Regions from separate parts of the Homo sapiens genome. Here region 2 is linked to region 1. Evidence: chromatin loops called from intact Hi-C (ENCODE). Cell type or tissue: B cell. All regions are shown on one strand.

Evidence for each region. Hi-C counts contacts between places; a loop is a spot of excess contacts. Peaks named below come from ENCODE experiments on the same cell type or tissue, not always from the same donor. Only the 100,000 strongest peaks of a DNase experiment are listed, where the experiment ranks them.
Region 2: a loop joins it to region 1, with 5 times the contacts of the local background. A loop is called at or near these places in 3 of 110 quality-filtered maps.

The regions. Positions count from the first base shown.
Region 1 is chr13:79,387,079-79,395,078 of GRCh38, reverse strand. All of the region lies in intron 1 of RBM26 (RNA binding motif protein 26), which reads left to right. It also overlaps the pseudogene RNA5SP33. Among named protein-coding and RNA genes, the nearest start is that of RBM26, 15 kb to the left of the region's middle. RefSeq lists enhancers at 1,763-1,812, 1,823-1,882. In B cell, CTCF peaks have their summits at 3,375 and 3,579 (motif pointing right); DNase peaks (open chromatin) are centred at 1,028, 1,988, 3,588 and 5,798; H3K4me3 peaks cover 2,552 bases; H3K27ac peaks cover 3,886 bases.
Region 2 is chr13:78,599,213-78,607,212 of GRCh38, reverse strand. POU4F1 (POU class 4 homeobox 1) reads left to right here and starts at 3,661. Exons shown (of 2, transcript NM_006237.4): 1 at 3,661-4,009; 2 at 4,662-8,000. The coding sequence starts at 3,887. The coding sequence ends at 5,798. It overlaps OBI1-AS1 (OBI1 antisense RNA 1), which reads right to left. Exons shown (of 6, transcript NR_047001.1): 4 at 1,769-1,912; 5 at 3-241. It overlaps LOC780529 (a long non-coding RNA gene), which reads right to left. Exons shown (of 1, transcript NR_158457.1): 1 at 7,594-8,000. RefSeq lists an enhancer at 1-593 and a silencer at 3,711-3,870. In B cell, no CTCF peak of the experiment used is centred here; DNase peaks (open chromatin) are centred at 3,602, 4,422, 4,482, 5,512 and 5 weaker places; H3K4me3 peaks cover 2,957 bases; H3K27me3 peaks cover 7,153 bases.

The sequences.
Region 1 (8,000 bases):
CTTTTTTTTGTTAGGCCACTTGAGTGGAGGCTGAGTCAGTTGCCCTGTAGTCTGATTGGTTCTGGGCTTTGTAACAACTTTCGTTTGATTCAGTTCACCATTGGCTTCAAATGCTTTGAGGGCAGAATGAGAATTTTCCCTTTGGGGCTGGGTGCCGTGGCTCACACCTGTAATCCCAGCACTCTGGGAGGCCAAGGTGGACGGATCACCTGACATCAGAGGTTCAAGACCATCCTGGCCAATGTGGTGAAACCCCGTCCAAACTAAAAGTACAAAAATTAGCCGGGTGTTGTTATGGGTGCCTGTAATCCCAGCTACTCAGGAGGTTGAGGCAGGAGAATCGCTTGAACCCAGGAGGCGGAGGTTGCAGTGAGCCAAGCTGGTGCCACTGCACTCCAGCCTGGGCAACAGAGCGAGACTCTGTCAAAAATAAAAATAAAATAAAATTTAGCTAATTGCTACAAGGGGGCTGGACTTCCTTTTGTTCAAATATGACCTTGAAGGTCTTGATGCATGTTGAGAAAGGCACGGAATAGAGAAATGGATGCTACAGAAGGAAGTTGGGAGGAAGCAAGAGAAATACTCATGGAAAGCCTTTATATGCTTCCAAAAACGGCACTTTGATTCCAGAGGGCAACGTTTATTTGCCCTCTTGACAGAAAGTAGTAACCTCTAGAGGACTTAGGGCTTGAGGTAAGGACTCGCAAATGGCAGAAGAATTTCTCTTCCTACCAAAGGGGTGCTAACTCAAAAAGCAAGTAGGTGGAATCATTGAAGGGCCAGAGTGAGCCTTTATGGAGGTTGACAAACTGCTTCAAAAGCCACCAGAAAACTCAGCCATGGGGCTGGAATGGAAAGCATATGGTAAGTCGTAAGGAGCTAGCAGAGCGGCAGTTCCAGTTAGTGTTTGTCCCCACAATGTGCCAGCAGAGGGGAAGGTTGGAGGTCATTTGAGCTGGTAGGGTAAGAACAAGTACAAATCTCAGGGGATATCTGCGGGGGATCCCGGCTTTGCTACTGTGTAAACACAGTAAAAGCCGCAGGCGCACAAATAATAGGAAGTGTGTGTTTAAGAAGTCACGTGGCATGTAGAGTGAAAACAGAGAAGCAGACTTGCCCCCAAGGTGAACAGTCCAGCACGTGCACAAAGCCATTTCAGAACACACACACACAAAAAGAATAGGCAGTGCAGCTTCTTGGAGAAAAGCTGATTTTAGTTGAAAAAACAGGAAACCCCAAGCACTGCACGGTTTTAGGCTTTAACCCTATCATTCTCGTGAGCCTCCTGCCCAGGAGGGCCATTAGTGCCTCAGGTCCACTCGGTGCAGACCCCAAGGTCCTTCCCACCCCCACAAGGTGATCTCAGTGGTCATACGGGGGGAGGAGAGCCACTTGTGACCAAGAGGAATTGTTCTGAGGGTTGATTAGTAAGCCAGACAGCGAATGGGAGAAGAAAACTGTATGGGGGTTGAATGTCTCCAGCCGAAGATGGTACTGTGTACAGGTCTCTTACAAGTAGGGAATGTACTCAAGTCATGCGGAACTGATGTATGTTACCTGCTGCAAATCCATATGGATCTGCAGCAACCTCACTTCTTGTCTCAGAAGAAAGAATTCGACCGAGGAGACATAAGGCAGAAGGAGAAACTGAGGCAAGTTTTAGCGCAGGAGTGAATGTTTATTAAAATGCTTTACAGCAAGAATGAAAGGAAGTAAAGTACACTTGGAAGAGGGCCAAGTGGGCAGCTTGAGAGATCAGATGCCCCTGGTTCCAGGTTTTTGAATTGCTGGGGAGATCTTTGTTCTTAACTCCTACCTCCTGCCTTTATGACTTTTGGAACTGTTTTTCAGCATTGTTGCTCCTTTCCTTGTCTTTTGAATGGTAACCCACCCAAGAATGCCTCAGAGGGGTTTCACTCAGCCCTTGTGCTCTACACTCAGACTTTGTTAGCTGGAAGCTAGTAGTTCCTTGGTAATCTCTTGTAGTTCTTCCTTGCTCCCAGAATTACTCATGAGTCTTTGGTTAGTAAGTGTTGATGAGTGGCTGTAGACTCACTTTGTGGCTTGTGGTACTTCTGATTCTAATCTCTCGACAGCATGTGTATATGACTGCTAAAAGATGATTTAAAGTTTCGCTGGTTTCTCTGTACCTCCATCTATGGAGTCAGATTTTTCTTCCTGACTTTCCACCAGGAATGAGAGTAAACATGAGTTTCTTTGCTCTTCTGAAGAGTTTGTCACTTTCTAGAATATAGTTAGTTCATTTACAGATTTTTTTTTTTTTTGGTCTTCTCAAGCTTGTTGGGTTTTAAAAAATACTACAGTTTTGTAGTTAAAGCGGCTTGTTTCTTGTTGGGGTGAGAGCAGTGGTCTCTTGTGATGTTCCACATCCAGCCCGAGGTGGAATGGCTAACATAGTTTTAATGTGTGTTTGTTTTATAAAAGTTAGGTTGAAAAATTTTTCCTATGTTTATTTATATATATAAATATATATAAATTATATATGGATAACATATTTTACATATTAATTATGTTTATATATAATATATAACATATAATTATATAACTAATATATTAGAATATATGTGATTTATGATGTAACCATTACATATATAGTACATAATACTTACATAATTATTGTATATAATATATAATGCTCCAGAGATTAATTTAATAATTTAAGAAAGTAAGCTTTTTTCCTAAAAAGTAATGGTTACATCATAAATAATATATAATGTAATTATATATAATTACTAATTATATATTACCGTTATACAATTAATTATATATTTTATATATAATTAATATATAATTATATAATAATTATGTATTATTGTATAATATATAATTATATAATAATTATGTATTATTGTATAATATATAATTATATAATAATTATGTATTATTGTATAATATATAATTATATAATAATTATGTATTATTGTATAATATATAATTATATAATTATGTATTGTATAATACATTATTATATAATTATGTATTATTGTATAATACATAATTATATAATAATGTATTGTATAATATATAATTATATAATAATGTATAATATATAATTATATAATAATGTATTGCATAATATATAATTATATAATAATTATGTATTCTTGTATAATATATAATTATATATAGTGTTACGTATTATATATTTTTTCCTGTTGATTGTTCATACACTCCCTAGTTTTTCTGATACATTGTTGGTTTCTTAAAAAGTTGATTTGTAGGAGCTTTTCATGTATTAGGGAAATTGTGATATGATCTGCAACTTTCTCTTTCCCATACTGACATTTATGTTTTGATTCTGCTTATGGTAATTTTTCTAATATAGAAATGCTTCGGCTGGGTGCGGTGGCTCACGCCTGTAATCCCAGCACTTTGGGAGGCTGAGGTGGGTGGATCATTTGAGTTCAAGAGTTCGAGACCAGCCTGGCCAACATGGTGAAACCATGTCTCTACTAAAAATATAAAAATCAGCCTGGTGTTGTGGTGGGCGCCTGTAATCCCAGCTACAGGGGAAGCTGAAGCAGGAGAATTGCTTGAACCCAGGAGGTGGTGGTTGCAGTGACGCTAGATGGCGCCACCGCACTCCAGCCTGAGCTACAGAACAAGACTGTCTCAAAAAAACACACACACAAAAAGAAATGCTTCATTTTATGTAGTTGAATTTATCCTTTATTTCATGGGGTTTGGATTTTCTATTGTAGTCATAGTCAGAAAAACTTTCCCTATTTTGAGATGAAGTTACTGCCAGTGATATTATAGCGAAAGCTATCACTAGTTGTGCTTACTGTATGCCAGCATACTAATTGGGTTACCAGTCAATTAATGAACTCTAATTGACTATATGCGTGCTACAAATCATACTGTGACTTACCACGAGAAGTCAGTGAGGCAAAATGGAAACCAGTCACTGTATTTTCTCAAGTAGTATCATCCATGTCCTTTATGATCTTATTTTTAAAGAAAATCCAGGTATGAAGTATGGATATAGCCTTATTTATGTATTTTTATTCAGATGCACACAAAGTTATCTCTATAAAACTTGACTGCATAATCCATGTTTTCCCAGGGATTTGAGATGCAACCTTAAATAGATACTAAGTTCTTATGTGTATTTGGGTTTATTCTAGACTTTTTATATATTGATCTATATCTTTTACACTATTCTCTTATTTTTGGTGATGAAAGGCTAGTCCTCTGTCAATAATGTTCATTTTTAGAATTTTCCTGCCTGGTTTTCCTTGACTGCCCTTGCCCTACAACTTTATTTTGAAAATTTTGAATATACAGAAAAGTTGAAAGAATTTTACAGTGACATACCCGTCATTGAGATTCTACCATTAACATTTTAGTGTGCTTGTCACTATTATCCTTTGGTTCATTTCAGAGTAAATCGCAGATGTCAGTGCACTTACCCCTAAAGCATGCATACCATGCTTTACTTCAGTACTTTAGTTTTATTTTAATTTTAGAATACAGATACAATCAAGTGCACAGATCTTAAGTGTACCATTTTATAGTTTTTACAAGTGTATACATTTTTGTAACCCAGTCACCTGTTAAGATAACATTACCCTTGCCCTGGAAAATTTACTCATTTCTTTTCCCATGCCCCCACCTACCTCTAGAAGAAAGCAGTGTTCTGCCTTTTTTACACTATATATTAGTATTACCTGTTGTAGAACTTTTCTGTCAGTGGAATCAGAGTATTATTTTGAGCAAGGCTTTAATGTGCCTGAGATTTATCCATATTATTGCATATATCTGTAGTTTGCTTCTTTGTATTGCTGAGTAGTATTCTGTTGTCAGAATCATGGTATATACAGTAGTTAACAATAATAATGCTCTCATTATTGTTAATTTGACACAATTTCTTAAGTCTTACTAATTAAAAATAGTACATGATGGTTCTAATAAAAATTTAAACAGTGTAGAAATAGAAACCAAAAATCAGTCTTCTTATTCCTTTCTGATTCTCATATATAAACTTGTAAACATATATCTGTAAAAATATGCATGTGCCACCTATTGATGAATATACATGACTTTTTTTCATAGATAGAATCATTTATATGTTGCTACTACAACTAGTATTTCCAGTAACACTGCACATCATCCCATAAAAGTATACTGTTAGGTAGATTCCTATTCTTTCCAGTGGTTCCATAGAATTCCATTATGTGAGTGTATTGCACTTTGTTTAAATAGTGCTTTATTTATGATGTAATTATTACTTTTTAGGGGAAAAAAGCTTATTTTCTTGAATTATTTAAGTACTTCCTGTATGTAGTCAAGGAAAACTTACCAAAAGACTTTGACTTGAAAAGCAAAATCCTCTTTACGTTTCCCATCCTTGAACTTTTACTGTTAATATGTAGTTTTTATGCCGTTACAATGGCTGAAATCCAGTGTTTTTGCATGACCAAATCATCTACGGCCATACCACTCTGAACACCCCTGATCTCATCTAACTTGGAAGGCAAGCAGGATTAGGCTTGGTTAGTACATGGATGAGAGACTATAGTTTATGTAACCATTCTGTTCTTATTTGTCATTTAGGTTGTTTGCTTTTTTCTTTGGCTTTCCAAATAACTATTTTTTTTCCCGTTTCTTTTTTTCTTTAACAACGCAACTAGTACACTGTTTTTGACTTTTTAAATAACTCTGCAATGAACATCTTCCTCTATGTGTATGTTTGCTTTATTCTCATTAGTAGAAGTTATTTTCTAGAAGTCAGCTAATGCTGCTGTTGGAGGCTTTCTTAGTATTAAGTATACTTTCTTGGTTTAAATCTAGTACTTCAGAGGAACTTGTTTTATGATGTTATGTATTGCATTATAAGTAGTTCCTCATTTTGTTTTTTGTTTCAAAGAGCCATTTTAAAAGAAGTTACGGGAGATAGTGTGTCAGTGTAAATTCTAGCCTACTTTTGAGTTCTGTATATCTCTGCTCCATACATTCTGCAATTATTTATTTTCCATTTTACAGGCAATTTAAAAGTTGATAAAAAAATTTATAAAATCTTAAATGAAGTCACTTATAAATGAAAAGTGTTTGAATGATTATAGATTCCACATAGCATTAATATATACTTCAGCCGGTCGTTTATTTGTTGCTCCTTGTAATAGTTATAAATGCAATAACAGGTACTTTGAGGCCTGTAACTTGTGATCTTTTTTGGACATATTTTGTAAGAAATTGTCATTGTGACGTTTCTTATTTGTTACTATTACTTTCTTTAATGATCTCAAGTGCTTATCTTACCTTTTTAAAAAGTTTAATTTTTTATAGTAGCAAGCAGACTGAAATAGGTAGAACTTATTTTTGAAAACTGCTTTATAAACTTGCAGTTACCAGTCTCTAAAGTTGTTAATGCACTTACCTAAATTGAATCATGTTAAGTTTGGATGCCTGTGATGACATTAAACAGCCAAATTGGAGGAACAGTTAAGTTCTGTGAGAATACATGAAGTTTGGAGGAATCGTGAGTATACATTGTGATTAGGAAAAGGCTCTTGAATCCACCTAGCCTCTGTGGGTTTCAGATGTAGAGAAAGTTTTATTGCTATACTGAAGTGATTGGACAATTTTGGAGCTATATTATGAGATGTGGGGAAGGTTAAAACAGGAGTTACTTGATCCAGTCTCTTTTTAAGAATGTTGCTTGCTGGGCGAGGTGGCTCACGCCTATAGTCCCAGCACTTTGGGAGGCCCAAGTGGGTGGATCACCTGAGGTCAGAAGTTCGAGACCAGCCTGGCCACCATGGTGAAACCCCATCTCTACTTAAAATACAAAAATTAGCCAGACGTGGTGGTACATGCCTGTAATCCCAGCTACTGGGGAGGCTGAGGCAGGAGAATTGCTTGAACCCGGGAGGCGGAGGTTGCAGTCAGCTGAGATCGCCACTGCATTCCAGTTTATGGCATGTAGAGGTTTGATTAGATAAAACGTTTTGAAGACAAAGGAAGACTAGTTAGCTATTTCTTAGTCTAGTTTAAGAGTGAGTTGTGAAATGCCTGAATTTAGATTGCTATAATGTTGGTAATTAGAAGCTCCTTCTCAATACATTGTGATTTGTTCTAGGGAAAAGGCAGGCATAGTTATCTGTAATACCAATGGGAGAAACAGTCAAACATACCAGTAGTTGCTATGTAACAGTGGTAGAAACAATGTACAGAAATTATATAGGTCTGGCAATTTAGGAGAAATACACAAAATGTTTCTATTAAGTAGAATTTATTTATGCCTTCTAAGGGCTCAAAATTTGGTCATGAGTGCTGAGGAAATGGGATTCTGTGACTCTTTAGAAAGACATAAAGAAAAAAAATTCTCTTGAAGATTCTAATGCTATGTACTAAATTATTTTGAAATTCAGTTAACTAAAAGTTACTGGAATGGGAAGGGAGAAAGAGCGCAAGGTGGTGAAAGCCAAATATTTTTTCACAAAAATGACCCACTTTTTCAGATCGTATGGTTCAGTGCCTTTTTTTTTTTTTTAAATGAGTAAACTAAAGCCTAGAGAAATAAAATGCTAACGCAGGATTATATAACTAGTGAATAAAGCAGAAATAACACCAGACTGGAAATCTGAAAATTGTTTTTTGGAGTACAGTTCAGTGCTTTTCTTCAATACCAGACTGCTTCATGGAAAGGCTAACAATTTGGCTTGGGACAAAGTAGGTTTGAAAGGTAATATAGGACTTAAAATATAGCAACCAGAATTTAACTAAAGTATATTTTTAGGGGTGATTATAGGCATTTTTTTTTATCATAGTTCATTATTTAGTAATCCCTTAACGATTGTTAGGGTGCTTGGCAGGTTAATAAAGTGTGTCTTATTTGTAATTATATTTATTTGTAATTATTTCTAGTTTGGCAAGTCAGCTGTTAGATGAAAAAACTGAAGCTTAGTTTGCTTAGTCTTAAGATTCATGACCGGAAAAGTGTCCATAATAATTTCTCATTTTTAAAGATAAATTTT
Region 2 (8,000 bases), 790 kb after region 1:
ACTTTCTCCGCACCCGGTCGGAAGGAGGATGTCAGTGCCCAGGTGGGCAGCAGCTATCAGGCGCGCTCTCCAAAAGTGGAGGATGGGAAGTTGGCGGTTCAGGTCAAAGGTGAGGAGCGTTCACCCCAGACAGTGCGGATCCTGGCACAAAACCTCTCCCGCCAGTCCTCACGCCAACCAACGAAGGTCTGCTCCCTTAGGTCGGGAAAAGGGCGCTGCCAAAGGAAACGGGAAGTGAGGCCTGCCAAAGGAGGAGGAGAAAATTAATTAATGAGGGAAAGAAATGTGTCTCTGATCCACATGATAGACTCCCTGTCCCTGGGGGCGGAAATTCCTTGGAAATCAATAGTTGTGCATTCATTATCCTTCTCTTGATAAAATGCAAAGCTATGAGATGAGGAGGAGGAGGAGATCTGTGTTGGTCATTAAATAAGAAGGAAAAAAAATTGCCCAGGAATCTATGCCAAGGCTCAGACCCCATGTGGGTATCATTAGCACAGGCAGGGGCCAACGAGTTACAGCAGTTGCCAAACCAGGAAAACAAAACAGTGACATATGGGTGAGCTGAGCCCAAGCCCACCACCTTTTCCTTTTACGCATCAGGAGGAAAGTAGGGAGAGGCTTGATATGGTCCAGGGAACTGCCTGCAGATGTGCCAGCATGCCCTATTCTTTAGCCTGGGCTGAGAACCAACGAGGATGAGGCATGATAACTGTCCAAGCATCACCCGCTCCATATTTCTATACACATCCCTCTCATCACACCTGTTATACCTGTGTCATAGATGCCTTTTATCCGTGGCTTCCCCACGCACATACACTGTCACCTCCTGCAGGGCAGGTACTCATATTGTATACCTCATTTTATCTCCAGTGTCTTGTACTGGGCCAGACTACCGCTCAGCAAGAATTTGAGGAAGGAAGATAAGGTAGCAAGTTAATGAGGGCGGAGTGAAATAATTGGCTCCTGAAAAAGAACAGGCTGGAATAAAAATTTACAGCTCTGCCTGGGGAAAACACACCCCTCCTTTTTAAGGAGAATGTAGACCCCCCCATCCCCCCACCCAGGGATCTTCCTGCAATCTCCAACCAGCCCTGGATTGTTGAACAGCCCCTAGGCCACCACCCCTCCCCCAGGCTACCCGAAACTGGCCTCTCTTCCTTCCTACACACGTGTTTTTTGGTGGGGTACTTTTCCTGTGACAAACTCTGCACTAAGTGCTATAGTGAAGATGGATGTATCCTAGATGGGCTTCCTATCCATGGTGGGAGGGGGAGGGAGGATTGTACCCATAGCCCTCATGTTTCTGGTCCCATCAAAACACCCAATACCCCAAGCAAAGATCTGGCCTCACCCCAAGGTGGGGTATTCCTGTTGTCGAAAGAGAGGTGAACAGGGAAGGAAATCTTGGTGGGACTAACTCCTAACTTCAGGCTAAGGTGGCATCTCTCCGCTGGGTTTAATGGAAGCCTCCCAGGGTTGGAGGGTGAACCGAGGTGCCTTTTGGGTACTCAGGAGCTCACCTGGCTCTCAGAGGCCCCACCCGGCCGCAAACCTGTACTGTTTACCTTTCTGTTGCTCCTGTACCCTTCAGGGTCCCTAAAGACCAGCGCTTCCTTGAGAGGGGAGGGGCAGGTTCCAGGCCCTCACCCTCTGTGGGGGCCTTTTCTTTCCCGTCAAGAGAGAGCGCAGGGAACGGCCACCAGGGGTGTCAGGAAGGACTAGGTTAAGCCCGGACTCCCGGTGTGATGACTACCGTAGGACTCACTCTTTCCCTCTAGCGACGTCCTGCTCATCGTCCACTCCCCGTTGAGATAAAGTTGCATTTAGCGCTCCCAGGGGACTGCGTAATGGATGGAACCAGCTCCTTCTCTCACCAGCAAGTGAACATCCTTCTCACTTCCCTCTGGAGCTAGAAGGAAGGGAGGGGGTGGGGGGGAACATGAAAAGAAAGAAAGAAAAAGCCATGGTGACGCCTGTGGGCTCTTCTTGGAATCTGAGTAGGTGAGTGGGTATGCTAAACACACATGCATTTGTGCAGAGGAAAGATAAAATCCACGGGAACGCAAATTTAGGTTTATAGAAATGAGATCTGCTCTTTGGTGGAAATACAGACTTCCTTGGTGTGGGAGAGAACAGAAAGATTATCTGATTTCTGCTTTCCATAAGCAGCCCCTTGCTGCTCTCCAGCTCTCTTACCGCAGATGTGATAACATCTGGGCTGTTAGGTTATTATCACCGCGAGCAAGTGCTCCTTCCCTGGGGACTTTGGCACCTGAACTGTGGCTCCCCTGGGAGGCTCTTGATCTGCTACCACATAAGGGCCATATAACAGGTTGGCTAATTGATTTATTCTTTTTAGGTCTTAATTTCACAATAATTTTTTAAAAATTTAAAAACTGGACCAGAGCTTGTCCCCGTTCTTTCAAATTGGCTTGATTTAATATTTTTGAATCAAGCTTTCCTGTAAGTTAGTTTGATCTGTCTCCTATTGAAAAAAATATATATAAGCAGGCAGAGATATGAGGCAAAAAGCCAAAAAGATGGAAGGGAAAAGAAAGTTCTCTTTTCAACATCTTATTCCCTTTTCTCTGAAGCAGTTTTCCTGGAGTTCCCAGCATAAAGTGTGTGTGTGTGTGTGTGTGTGTGTGTGTGTGTGTGTACGCTGAGGGGAGGAAGGATCCCAACTACACCCTGTTAACTGTTTTTTCCTTTTGATTACTAGAAGCCTTAGATCACCCGGAGCTCGTTTGAAACGTGGGTTTGTACACGGTTGAAGGAGACAAACAATAAGAGAAATGCACAATTTCATTTCAACAGCTTTTCCCGAGTAGAAAGCACACGCTCCTTGTGGCTCCTAAGTGGCTGTCACTGGCGGTGCCTGACACAGTTATATTCACAACAACAACAAAAAAGTATGCGGAGGAAATTAAATTATATGGAAATCAATAGCGTCTGACTGCTTCAAACAAATGTCTGTCACCGCGATTATTCTCCAGGAACCTATTTATAAACCTTTAAAGAAACAGGTTCTTGCAGCAAAAGACAGCACCTTCTGCATTTCTGTGTTGTTATTTATACTGTATACAGAGGAATGCGCGGGCATAATTTAACGTAGAAATGTCCAGCTGTATACATTATACAACAGCTTGTTAGGCATCCCGAAGAGGAGGAATGCCTAAGTAATGCTCATATATTCAAGGCTTGCTATCAGGGAGAAGAAACATACACACATACACACACACGCACGCACACACACACACACACACACACATAGAGGGGCGTGCGCGCATCTCGTCTTTTTTATTCTAAAAGGTGCCCACCCTTAGACAATAGCTGGACCTTCTGATCTTTCCAGACCACGGTGGGAAAGGTGAGGCGGGCAGTGCGCATGCCCGGGTAGCTACAGGTGCATCACCTGCGCTGTCCTTGCTGGTGGTCACTATAAGAGCGGCTCCCACGCGCTGGTCGCGGCCGGACGAGCGCGCGCGCGCGCAGACGCACGGGGCCGCCGAGAAGGAGAGCGCGCGTCAGACAGACGGAGACAGCTGATGCCTGTCAGCGCGGTGGGGCCGCGAGCTCTCGCGAGAGCTCCCCGGGACGGCCGCGAGAAGTGGGGCTCAGGTGTTAGAGGAGTGCATCCCGTCGGCGCGCGGGGCTAGAGCTGTCGGAGAAGCGGGACCGCGAGGCCGGCGCGCGGCGCTCTGCGCGGTCAGAGGGAGCGCCTGGCAGCAGCAGGAGCAGCAGCAGCAGCCCGCGGCGGGGCCGCCGCCAGCCGCCGCGACCGCCGCGGCTGCAGCCTCCGAAGGGAGGCCGGGTGAGCCGGCGTACGCACTTTCCCGCGGACTTTCGGAGTGTTTGTGGATATACATGCCAAGCCGCCACGATGATGTCCATGAACAGCAAGCAGCCTCACTTTGCCATGCATCCCACCCTCCCTGAGCACAAGTACCCGTCGCTGCACTCCAGCTCCGAGGCCATCCGGCGGGCCTGCCTGCCCACGCCGCCGGTAAGCGCCCCACGCCCGCGGCCCCGGCCCGCGCGCCCGCCCCTCCCCGTCTCCGAAACGCTGCATGTCGGGGGCTGGTGTGTGCAGGTCCCGGTGCGGGGAACTGCGGGCAGGGGGTGTAGAGCAGTCCCGCAGCGAGGCACGTTTTGTCCGGCGGCCCTTAATGTCGTGTTCCTGTCTGCCTCTGCCTCCGCGTCAGGCGCCTGCGATCGGAGTAGGGAGCGCTGGGGCCAGGACTCTCGACTTCCCTCTACTTTCTCTGTTAATTTCACGCCTCAGAAAGGCAGTCTCTGTGCGTGCTCGGGTGTGTGACACGGGTCCCCAGCTGCGAGTTACATTTCCATTTCTTCTTTTCCCTCTTTTTCGTCTCCCACGCCCGTTTCCGGAATGTGTTCTTGTGTCCCCCTTTCTCCCTACTTCTGTCCCCCTCTCCACGCTCCCATCCCTTCTCGTCTGCCCCCTCCCTGGTCGTCAATGTGCCCCCTCTCCGTCTTTCCCGCTCTCCACTGCCCCCAAACCCGTTGTTATTTTGGTTGCTTTGTGTTTGCCCTTCGCATGCTGTGCTTTCCGGCCTGTGTGTGTGTTTCTTCTGTTGTTTTGTTTTGCTCTTTTGGTTTTGTGGTTTTTTTGGTTTGGTTTGTGTCGCCTGCAGCTGCAGAGCAACCTCTTCGCCAGCCTGGACGAGACGCTGCTGGCGCGGGCCGAGGCGCTGGCGGCCGTGGACATCGCCGTGTCCCAGGGCAAGAGCCATCCTTTCAAGCCGGACGCCACGTACCACACGATGAACAGCGTGCCGTGCACGTCCACTTCCACGGTGCCTCTGGCGCACCACCACCACCACCACCACCACCACCAGGCGCTCGAACCCGGCGATCTGCTGGACCACATCTCCTCGCCGTCGCTCGCGCTCATGGCCGGCGCGGGCGGCGCGGGCGCGGCGGCCGGCGGCGGCGGCGCCCACGACGGCCCGGGGGGCGGTGGCGGCCCGGGCGGCGGCGGCGGCCCGGGCGGCGGCCCCGGGGGAGGCGGCGGTGGCGGCCCGGGGGGCGGCGGCGGCGGCCCGGGCGGCGGGCTCCTGGGCGGCTCCGCGCACCCTCACCCGCATATGCACAGCCTGGGCCACCTGTCGCACCCCGCGGCGGCGGCCGCCATGAACATGCCGTCCGGGCTGCCGCACCCCGGGCTGGTGGCGGCGGCGGCGCACCACGGCGCGGCAGCGGCAGCGGCGGCGGCGGCGGCCGGGCAGGTGGCAGCGGCATCGGCGGCGGCGGCCGTGGTGGGCGCAGCGGGCCTGGCGTCCATCTGCGACTCGGACACGGACCCGCGCGAGCTCGAGGCGTTCGCGGAGCGCTTCAAGCAGCGGCGCATCAAGCTGGGCGTGACGCAGGCCGACGTGGGCTCGGCGCTGGCCAACCTCAAGATCCCGGGCGTGGGCTCACTCAGCCAGAGCACCATCTGCAGGTTCGAGTCGCTCACGCTCTCGCACAACAACATGATCGCGCTCAAGCCCATCCTGCAGGCGTGGCTCGAGGAGGCCGAGGGCGCCCAGCGCGAGAAAATGAACAAGCCTGAGCTCTTCAACGGCGGCGAGAAGAAGCGCAAGCGGACTTCCATCGCCGCGCCCGAGAAGCGCTCCCTCGAGGCCTACTTCGCCGTGCAGCCCCGGCCCTCGTCCGAGAAGATCGCCGCCATCGCCGAGAAACTGGACCTCAAAAAGAACGTGGTGCGGGTGTGGTTTTGCAACCAGAGACAGAAGCAGAAGCGGATGAAATTCTCTGCCACTTACTGAGGGGGCTGGGAGGTGTCGGGCGGGACAGAATGGGGAGCTGAGGAGGCATTTTTGGGGGGCTTTCCTCTGCTTGCCTCCCCTCGGATTTGGAGTGTCCGTTATCCTGCCTGCATTTGGGGAGTCCCTTCTCGCTCTCTTTCCTCCACCCATTCTCTGATTTTCCTGCCTTTGCTGTCCCCTAGCCTTGAGGACTGGGGTGCTGGGTGTGGGGATTGGAGTATAGGGTAGGGGAGAAGGGGGGGAGCATTCGGGGGAGTGGGGAGTGGGGGGAAGGAAAGCGGAGACCCGAGCAGGGGTTTTAAGGAGCAGGATGGTTCTGGGGTTTGGGTGGGGGGAGACGCGGGAAGGGTAGGAAAATGGACTGTTTCTGACCAGAGACACTTACCTAAATATCCTGGGGACCAAGGAACTATGTACAAAAACAAACCTACCAACCACCAAAAACTAGACAAATAAAGACAAACTAAAACAAAACAGAACAAAAGCAAAGGAAAATGCTTTAGAAATTTTAACTCCGGGGAGCCATAATCTGCAACTTCATTTTCCCCCATAGAAGAGAAAAAAGAGCACCACCATTATTACCACCTCCCCAACCCTACACGCACGAACTGAGTCGAAAAACGAAAACCAAACGAGCGAGAAGTTGAAGTTCTGGGTATCAAAGCTAGTTGTTCTGTCTGCGTGTTTAATTTTTCCCTCTCTCACCTCCACCCCATCCATATCCTCTTTATTTCCTCCGTTCCAATGAGAGGCCTATGGCTGCTCTCCAATCCCGGGAAGTGAGTGGGAGCACAGCTGAAAAGAGAGGGTCAGGGGGAGGCTGGCTGCTTGCTTAGGTGGAATCCAAGTTTTCCCGTGGCCCTGCCTATACTCTGGTGGCCTGGTCCTGTTGGGGTGGGGGTCTTTGGAGAGAAGGGCATAGTCTTTGAGCTACTAAAAAGCAGAATTCCGGAGCTTCGAGATATCTTATTCTAGGAAAATGAAACAATTTTAACAACAGTTTTTTTTCCTCTTATGTCGAAGATCTAGTTTTAGACAATTTCAAAATAAGCTTTTCCCACTCATAGAACTTTAACTTGCCCTTTCAGTTTTATCTTTTTTTTAGAGAGAGGTTTAAACTACTGATTTTTCCTGTTGATTCAAATAGACTAATGGGGTGAAAGTTATTAGGAGAGATACTCTCTCCTGTTTTCTCCACTGAACGAGACTCATCTTGCTCTTCTAGGTCCCGTTTCTTCCTCTCTTGGAGGACATGAAATTATAGAAATGTTGAGAAGTTCCTGCTTTCTTTTGCGGTAGGACTTGGCTGTGAGAAAATCACCTAAATCCCAGAAAAGAGGAAGACAGATTTAAAGTGCCCCCACCCCCATTTGTTTCAAAGAGGTCTGCATGTTGGGCGAAAACAGAACAACTGTGTTTCCTTTTACTTGTTCTTATTATTCAAGAGTCATTTATTACAGGGGATAAATGTTGGGTAGCAAGAACTTTAATTTGCACTACCAGTCTCCCAAATAGAAAATCATGTATAGTATTTCATAGTAATAATCAGGTACCTTACAAGCTGCTGGTGGATTTTAAAAAATTAAGATAGTTGAAGGTGGTTAGGTAAAATGCCTGCTTTGTGTACAAGATACTCTTTGGATCTCTCGTAGAGATGGTTTGTTACCATCCTTTAATCATAACTAAAACATTGAAAACAGAACAAATGAGAAAAGAAAAAAAACCTGCCGATTAACAAGACTGAAATCATGCATGATCTGAAAGGTGTGGAAAGAAACACAATTAGGTCTCACTCTGGTTAGGCATTATTTATTTAATTATGTTGTATATCATTGTTTGCAGGGCAAACATTCTATGCATTTGAAACTGAGCACTAAACTGGGCTAGCTTTCTGGTAGACCGTTTTGTGGCTAGTGCGATTTCACAGTCTACTGCCTGTTTCCACTGAAAACATTTTTGTCATATTCTTGTATTCAAAGAAAAAGGAAAAAAGATTATTGTAAATATTTTATTTAATGCACACATTCACACAGTGGTAACAGACTGCCAGTGTTCATCCTGAAATGTCTCACGGATTGATCTACCTGTCCATGTATGTCTGCTGAGCTTTCTCCTTGGTTATGTTTTTTCTCTTTTACCTTTCTCCTCCCTTACTTCTATCAGAACCAATTCTATGCGCCAAAATACAACAGGGGGATGTGT